2 separate regions of the Homo sapiens genome follow, and region 2 is linked to region 1. A link is a contact called in ENCODE Hi-C data. All regions are on one chromosome and are shown on one strand. Each heading gives the region's core, a stretch centred on a gene start or an enhancer-like site at or near the end of the contact. The rest is flanking DNA. Distances are from core to core; before and after follow the strand shown.

Region 1 (4,102 bases), core at 393-2,892:
TTGCAGTTGCTCCCTCCTCTGTGTTTAACTGTATTTTAAGGGGGGGTTCATTTTCCAATCCTCTTTGCTAAATGTCGGCTGCTAGGTACTCATCCCCCCTGGAATGCCCTCTCTTTCCATTTTTATGACTCAGCAACTTTCCCTGGGCTTCCTGCCTCTGAGCTGGCTGGAGCTGTGAGACAATTTCGGGCTTTGGGCAGCACCTAAGACATACAGGATGCGAATCCATGTTAGGATCGTAGTGACCTCTTCCATATAATCCCCCATTGTACTACTCCTCAAGAGAGAACACTCTGTCTTCTCATCAGTGTAATCTCAAACCCTGCACCCTGACTGTTGTGGGTGTAGCAGACACACAAGAAATATTTGCTGAATGTTAAGTGAATTGGAATAAACATGTTGATTTAAGTGACAAAACCTTCTATTTTTCATAATAATAAATGTATAATGATTGTCAAAAAATGAAAAAAGTTAGATGTACAAAATGAAAACCAATATTACCTACAGTTTACCCCCGCAACCGGTAGCCCCGGGGAATAGATGTGGATACGGATGTGCATCTAGGTATGGATAAAAATGCAGGGATTCATGCACACACAGGTCACGTCTTATCTGGTGGCCTCTTTGGGATAATATGTTCAAGGCTTTTCAGATGCCATTCGCATCATCGAATACAGCATTTTTATAGGATCTTACATCTTAAATTGGCTTAATGTTTTGTTCTCCGATTATAAAATCTGAAAACAGGAAAAATTAAATAAGAATACAAAGCAAGTCTCTGATCCTGCACTGCCCAAGAGGCCCTGTTAGCGCGTTGGTATGGCGCCTTCCAGATCTTTTTCTGCATGAAATCATGGGCTTATCACAAAGATGGGAACTTCTTTCCTCACTTCTTCTTGCCCTGTTGTGAACATCTGTCTATGGCCCTTCTCCAAGGCCATCTGGGGATGTGGATGTGAGGCTGGCATCTGCTCTCGGGCTCTTTTCTGTCACGTTTTGCTGTTAGCTCCCTGGCTAACATCCACATGCACTGGCTCTCTGGCATCTCCATGATAAATTCTTATGAGCAGGATTTCTGGGTCAAAAGAGAGTGCATTCCCAGGCTGTGGAGACAGGGGACACGTTCAGGAGGGCCTAAAAGGCTGAACCGTGTCTCAGCCTTGAGGCCTCTCAGAATCGCCAGCTTGGGAAGTTAGGAGGCCTGTGGTTGCTCATCACTCCCTCACCAACTCGTTCTGCCCAGGGAAGGTCCTGGGGTGGGGGCTTCAGAGCCCTGTCCTGGCCACCCCCCTCCCTGGGGTCCTGCTGACAATCAGGGCCACTGCTGGCTGGTTCTGAGATGCCTTCTGGTGGACCCTGGGACCCAGGATGGAGCTCAGGGTGTGGGGAGGCAGCCAGGGGGCAGCATCAGGCCCAGGGGCTGGACTAGGAGGGGGTGGGGTGGGGCGCAGGCTCTACTGCCCCCACCTGTGAGCTGCACAAACATCCAGCAGCAGCCCTGAAACTGCCCCATGCTCCTCCTGGGCCACACCTGGGCCTGTTTGTCACTCATCCCATGCCCGGGTGGCCATGAGCTCAGTTTCTCTTCCTCTTATTTTTCTCCTTTTGTCACTCTGAGTTCTGGTTTCAGCCAACTTGGGGTTAAATTTAGCCTGGGGATTTCCAGGGGTGGCCAGCTGCAGGCAGGGCCACCAGAGCTGGGAAAGCGCATCCCCCAACCCCATCCCTTGGCCTGGCCCCCACCCTACTCCCATCTCAGGCCTCCCTGGCCAACCCCTTCACCCAGGAATCTGCTGGTTTCCTGAATGGCTGGCACTCGGGGTCCCTGACCCAGTTCCTCCTTGACCAGAGGGAAGGCTGGGCCCAGGAAGGCAAAGGCATTTGCCCAGGTTCACACAGTGTCACCCGCAGGCCCAGGCAAGAGCAATGACTGAGGGTAGGTGAGGGTCCCCATAGGCCAGGCACAGCTTAGGCATCATCTCAATCCGCAAACCTACCTTGTGGGGAGGGACTCTTATCACCCCCTTGGGCAGATGAGGAAACTGAGGGCTACAGAAGAGAAGCAGATTGCTCAAGGTCAAGGGTTGATGAGGGCTGAGCATGGTGGGGGGACCCCTTCTCTGTCTGACACTGAGGTCTGGGCTCCCAGGGCAGATGCCCCTTTGGGAAGAACAGTGCTCTGGGCTCCCACAGGCCTTTGCAGCCACCCTCCTTCCTTGCATCTCCCAAGGCACAGGGAAGGAATGGCCATCAGGGCCTGTAGCCCTAACTCTCATCCATGCTGCTTTCAGGCCTCTTTTCTGCACCCCTGAAATGGGGCTGGAGCTGTGGAATGGTGGAGGAAGTGAACAATCTGGTCTCTGGCAGAGGGCAGTGGTCCACACAGCCACCCTCCATACAGGTCTTCTCCATGCAGGCTCCTCCACACGGGTCCCACCACACAGCGCCCTCCACACGGGCCCCTCCACACAGGTCCCCTCCACACAGGCCCCCTCCACACAGGCACCCTCCAACAGATCCCCTCCACATGGGCCCCTCTACCTGGCACCCTACCGACAGGCCCCTCCATGCGGGCCCCTTCACACATGATCCCTCCACGCGGGCCCCTCCACGCAGGCCCCTCCACATGGGCCCCTCCACACATGATTTCTCCACACAGGCCCCTCCACATGGGCCCCTCCACACATGATCCCTCCACACGGGCCCCTCCACACATGATCCCTCCACACGGGCCCCTCCACACATGGGCCCCTCCACACGTGGGCCCCTCCACATGCCACCCTCCATACAGGTCCCCTCCACATGGGCCCCTCTACATGGGCCCCTCCACACAGGGGCGCCTATGTGAGCTCGGGCAGATCCCTTTCTCTCCTGGTCTGTTTCTCCATTTGTCAGATGGGAGGCCCTGGGCTGGAAGTCAGGACACCACAGAGCTGGCTCTGGCTTTTTGGGATCTAACTGCTCTGGGCCTCAGTTTTCCTACCTGTGAAATGGGACCATGATTCTGGCTGTGGCCTCACAGAATCCCTGAGTGGCTCAGGTGGATAACATGTGTCCACGTGTTTTATAAATGGTACGGGACGATAAGGCCACTCAATAGCGTCTCAACACAGGATGCAGCTACCTGTAGAGTTGCAGATGTGGTCAGACCTGAGGTTTAGGGCCTCTACTCTCGGCCTTGCTCTCTCTGGGCCCTGCCCCTGCCCCTCTGCAGAGCTCTGGGGCTTGGGGCACTCTGGTCCACTGGCCTGGACCAGCATGAATGTTCATGGCCTTGGTCCACCGTCCAACCCAGAGAACTGTGCACCCTGCAGGGCCCTGCCTTGGGCCTGGCTCCCAGCATCCTCTGCTCATTCCCTCTCCTCCACCGGGTGGTCACTACCTGTGTCCTATGCAGGGCCCAGACCTCTTTTCTCCCTTGTTCCCTGCCCCCCTGGAAGCCTGGTCCATCTTGGAGCCCATCCATGTGGCACAGACTCCAAGGACTTCCTGGGTATTAAGTAGGGTGGCAGGCCAGGTGACGTGGGGGACAGAGTATGGGGCCTTTGAGGTGAGCTTTCAGGGTGCTTCCATGAGGGCCCTTGTGCACTACTGTGGCCCTGTGGGAAGAAGGGATGCTGTGGTCACTCCTATACCTTTGCTCACACTCACCCCTAACACACCCGTCCTCTCTCTGCCCTTCAGTCCTTGATCCAGCTCCTAGGCCTGTTTGAGGTTGCTGCTGCCACCAGGCTACCTTTGATGACCACATGGAATCCCCAGTATCTCCTGCCCCTTGTCTTCTTCAAGCAAGGGGGTCTCATCTGCAATCTGAGCTCTGGGCTGGGCGGGGACAAGTACCCCCCCTTGCTTGCTTTACTTCAGGAACTGGCCTGGGTGGCTGGCATCCTGTGCATGTTGAGGGGACGGTGGTGGGGGATGCCAGTGGATGAGCTGATTGAAGATGGTGCTGGGTCTAGGGCCACCCTGTTCAGCCTCGTGGGTGGGCCTGTGGGGAGGAAGGCAGAGGTGGGGGCACTCATCCCTGGCCTGCCCACCCTACAGTTCGCATCTTATGTGTCAGGTGACATGTGCAATGGCTACGTGTGGCGGGCCTGGCTCC
Region 2 (4,195 bases), core at 427-2,926, 900 kb before region 1:
ATCTCGGCTCACCACAACCTCCATCTCCCGGATTCAAGCAATTCTCCTGCCTCAGCCTCCCGAATAGCCAGGATTACAGGTGCCCGCCACCACGCCCAGCTAATTTTTGTATTTTTAGTAGAGACGAGGTTTCACCATGTTGGCCAGGCTGGTCTCGAACTCCTGACCTCAGGTGATCCACCCGCCTCGGCCTCCCAAAGTGCTGGGATTACAGGTGTGAGCCACTGCGCCCAGCCTTGTGACTGGTTTATGTTACTGGGTGTAATGTCTTCAAGGGTCATCCATGCTGCATCATGTATCCGAATTTCATTCCTTTAAGGTTGAATGGTATTGCATTGCATGTAGACAGCACATTTCGTCTGTCTCATCGGTGGGTGAACTGATGTGAACCATTGTGAATAATGGGGCCATGAACATGGGTGTATGAACATCTGTTCAAGTCCCTGCTTTTGATTCTTTTGAATGTGTACCCACAAGCAGCATTGCTGGATCATACGGTAATTCTATTTTTAATTTTTTGAGTCATGATCATATTGTTTTTCACAGCGGATGCACCATTTTATATTCCCACCAACGGTGCCCAAGGGTTCCAATTTCCCCATATCCTCGCCAACACTTATTTTGTTTTATTGTTTTGCTTTTCACAGTTACCATCCTGATGGACACAGGGATGCTTGCAAAGTGACAAACTTTAGAGGTATCCCAGGTCACCCCACCTGGCACTGCGGACGCCCACGTGGCCCCACCCCTCACTTGGCAATATTCTCATCAAGTGTCAGCACTAGCTTATTGTATTGACTGCCTCCTGGCTGGACTCTAAGAGACAGTGTCTTTTATTGCATGCTACATCCCCAACATCTAGAACAGTGTCAGGCAAACAGTTGTTTAATAAACGGTGGAAGGAAGGAAGGGAGGGAGGGAGGGAGGGAAGGAGGGAAGGAAGGTGGGTAGGTTGGTTTCTATTTTCCACCAAAATATTGAGGACCTCTCCTGCCTGTCCACTTGCTCTGGTGCGCCTCTCAACCCTCGCGCCCCACCTGGACTCAATCCCGCAGTCCTGCCTCTCCTTCCTTGGGCCCCCGGGGAAGAACCCCGACAGCGGCCGGCACATTTGAGTGGGGCCCTGGACGTTTGGGGAGGTTTGGACACATTCCCGAATGCCTCCCTGCTGTGGGTTAGGTGGGCCTGTCTTGGGCTGGCAGCGAGGACAACGTTGTGGCTAGGTCGTCAGTTAGTGAGCCAGCACGGTCTGAGCCGCCACACTCCGCGCCCCGCCCACGCGCCCCGCCCTTTCCAGTTTTGCCTCGCCTGCTCGGGTCTTCGCTCCTGTAACCCATACGATCTTAGCCCCGCCCCCGTGGTGTCGTGGGTCCACGCTACTGGTCCTCTCCTAGAAAGCCGCGAAATGACCAGTTCCTCATTGGCCACACGTTCTCCCGCGCCACCACCGCAGCCACAACAACCGCCACGTGCTCAACCTTGGCGCCTGCCCATTGGCCACCAGCCTCTACCCGCCCACTCTCCCTTTCCGCCCCTAATTTCCCTCTTCTTCCTTCCATTGGCTGTCGGGCTCAGGGGCTCTCTTTTCAGCCTGGGGCGCGCAGCGCCTCGGATGCGGATTGGCCGAAGGCGGGGCTGGGAGGCGGGTTAAAGAGCGCGTTGCTGGCTGGGCCACGCGTGCTTGAGAAGGTTCAATGGCGTGGCAGGGACTAGCGGCCGAGTTCCTGCAGGTGCCGGCGGTGACGCGGGCTTACACCGCAGCCTGTGTCCTCACCACCGCCGCGGTGGTAAGCGGCCGGGCGGACCGGACGTCGCCTTGGTTACAGCCTCTGGCGGGAGGGGTGAGGGTCGCCATGGTTACGGCGTGGCTCCCGGGCAGCTCTTGACTGGCCCCTGGTTCCACAGCAGCTGGAGCTCCTCAGCCCCTTTCAACTCTACTTCAACCCGCACCTTGTGTTCCGGAAGTTCCAGGTGAGGCCGCCCCGCGCCGCGCACCTGTGGGCCCGACCCACCCACCCCGCACCTGACCGCCCGTCCCCCGTAGGTCTGGAGGCTCGTCACCAACTTCCTCTTCTTCGGGCCCCTGGGATTCAGCTTCTTCTTCAACATGCTCTTCGTGTATCCTGCGCCCTGCGGACACGGGCTGGGTGGAGGGCAGGCCGGCCGGGCTGGGAGAGAGGCCGGGACGGGGAAACTGAGGCCCCGCCTGGTGGCACTTCCTATACCGACGCCGTAGGTTCCGCTACTGCCGCATGCTGGAAGAGGGCTCCTTCCGCGGCCGCACGGCCGACTTCGTCTTCATGTTTCTCTTCGGGGGCGTCCTTATGACCGTATCCTTCCCGCAGGCTCTGGAACCTCGGGCTAGGGCGCCTCGGCGTCCAGCCTGTGTTGGTCCTGGGGCCAACACAGCCATGCCAGAGAGGGACACAGTCGCTGTCTCCAGCTTAGTATGTGTTGAGGGCCCACTCTGTGCTCAGCTGCAGGGGTCAGGGCTAGATCTTCAGTGCTGTATGCAAAATACAAAGCCATGCACAAAAGAGCCAGGTGGGTTGTCAGGGCCACTAGCTGAGCCCTGAATGCGAGTAGCCGGGAGAAACTGGGGCAGGGACAGGCAGTGGTTGGGCCCTGGGATGAGGCTGTAGGTGTGCAGGGCAGATTTCGTGGGACCTGAAGCCCGTGGAGTGTGTCGCCTTTATTGGACTGGCTCATCTTGATGAGGGAATAGCACATAGGGGAGATGAGGGGAAGAATTCCAGGGTCTTGGGAAGTCAGAGGGGCCCTGGGCTTGGGCTGAGGCCTGCACCGGAGCACCTTGACTCTGGCCCAGCTGCTGGGACTCCTGGGCAGCCTGTTCTTCCTGGGCCAGGCCCTCATGGCCATGCTGGTGTACGTGTGGAGCCGCCGCAGCCCTCGGGTGAGGGTCAACTTCTTCGGCCTGCTCACTTTCCAGGCACCGTTCCTGCCTTGGGCGCTCATGGGCTTCTCGCTGCTGCTGGGCAACTCCATCCTCGTGGACCTGCTGGGTGAGCCTCCCGGTACATCTAGTCCGCCCCAGGCTGGCCACTCCCCTCAGGACACGCTGCTTATGCCCTGGGGCCCCTCTCCCATCCTTGCTGGAGTTCTCCTCACACCTGGCTCCATCCCCATCTTCCTGCCCTCCCAGCTGCTGTGCTCTTACAGCCCCTCAAGCCAGCCGGCCCACATAATTTGCATCGTCAGGACGGATCTACTGATGCTTGCACGGTCCTGATGGGAGTGAGGATGGGAGGGTCAGGGTTCCTGCCCCATGGCTCCCACTCCTCCACTATTCTCAGGCCCTCCCCTCCCTGGGTCCTGCCTGCTTCTGGGCCTTTTAAGCTTGTCCTTCACGGCCAACCCGGGGCTGGCACTCTGTGCAAGGCTTTGGGGCACTCATGCTGTGGGGCCTGCAGGGCCACCAGGCTGTGGATGGGGGCCTGGGGCAGGCTCTGCTGGTCTAGGACTCTGGGCTGTGGAGGGTGACCCCACAGTCCGTGGCTGTCTCACAGGGATTGCGGTGGGCCATATCTACTACTTCCTGGAGGACGTCTTCCCCAACCAGCCTGGAGGCAAGAGGCTCCTGCAGACCCCTGGCTTCCTGTGAGTGTTGAGAGCCCTCCCTCCCTCTCCCCACCCTCAGAAGGATCCCCACCGATGGGGACCTGTGCTGGCCTGTGCTCAACACGGGCCCCTCCCCACAGAAAGCTGCTCCTGGATGCCCCTGCAGAAGACCCCAATTACCTGCCCCTCCCTGAGGAACAGCCAGGACCCCATCTGCCACCCCCGCAGCAGTGACCCCCACCCAGGGCCAGGCCTAAGAGGCTTCTGGCAGCTTCCATCCTACCCATGACCCCTACTTGGGGCAGAAAAAACCCATCCTAAAGGCTGGGCCCATGCAAGGGCCCACCTGAATAAACAGAATGAGCTGCAGTCTCTTGGCCCACAGCACTGGCTTCCCCATCTCACCTGGCCACATCCTTCTATGCCTGCCCCGTCCTCACTCAGTGTGGCCTCTCAGCCCAACTGCAGGTGGTAGGATAGGGGTGCCCACAGAGGGCAAAGAAACTGCCCATGGTTGCCTGGCAGAGCTTTGAGCTCACAGGTTGCCAGGCAGAGCTTTTGAGCTCACAGGTGACAGGCTCAGGGTTCTCATCCTGGCCCCACCAGGGCCTTGGGC

The links. A loop is a pair of places that touch in the nucleus more often than their neighbours do. Pooled maps may share reads with other maps.
Region 2: a loop to region 1 is called in a pooled map, with 12 times the contacts of the local background. The contact joins the promoter of DERL3 here to the enhancer-like site in region 1. A Hi-C loop is called at or near these places in 4 of 37 single-sample maps with no recorded cell type and 5 of 50 pooled maps.

The regions. Positions count from the first base shown.
Region 1 is chr22:22,933,236-22,937,337 of GRCh38, reverse strand. No RefSeq gene overlaps it. Among named protein-coding and RNA genes, the nearest start is that of IGLL5, 47 kb to the right of the region's middle. RefSeq lists an enhancer at 1,501-1,880 and a silencer at 3,051-3,140. Within about 2 kb of position 1,642, at least 4 of the 41 ENCODE cell types and tissues checked have a DNase peak (open chromatin) inside an H3K27ac peak, as active enhancers do.
Region 2 is chr22:23,836,487-23,840,681 of GRCh38, reverse strand. It overlaps DERL3 (derlin 3), which reads left to right and starts at 1,676. Exons shown (of 7, transcript NM_001002862.3): 1 at 1,676-1,787; 2 at 1,906-1,971; 3 at 2,045-2,118; 4 at 2,237-2,330; 5 at 2,828-3,023; 6 at 3,528-3,618; 7 at 3,720-4,195. The coding sequence starts at 1,695. The coding sequence ends at 3,813. SMARCB1 (SWI/SNF related BAF chromatin remodeling complex subunit B1) reads right to left here. Exons shown (of 9, transcript NM_003073.5): 9 at 2,673-4,195. RefSeq lists a silencer at 1,451-1,753.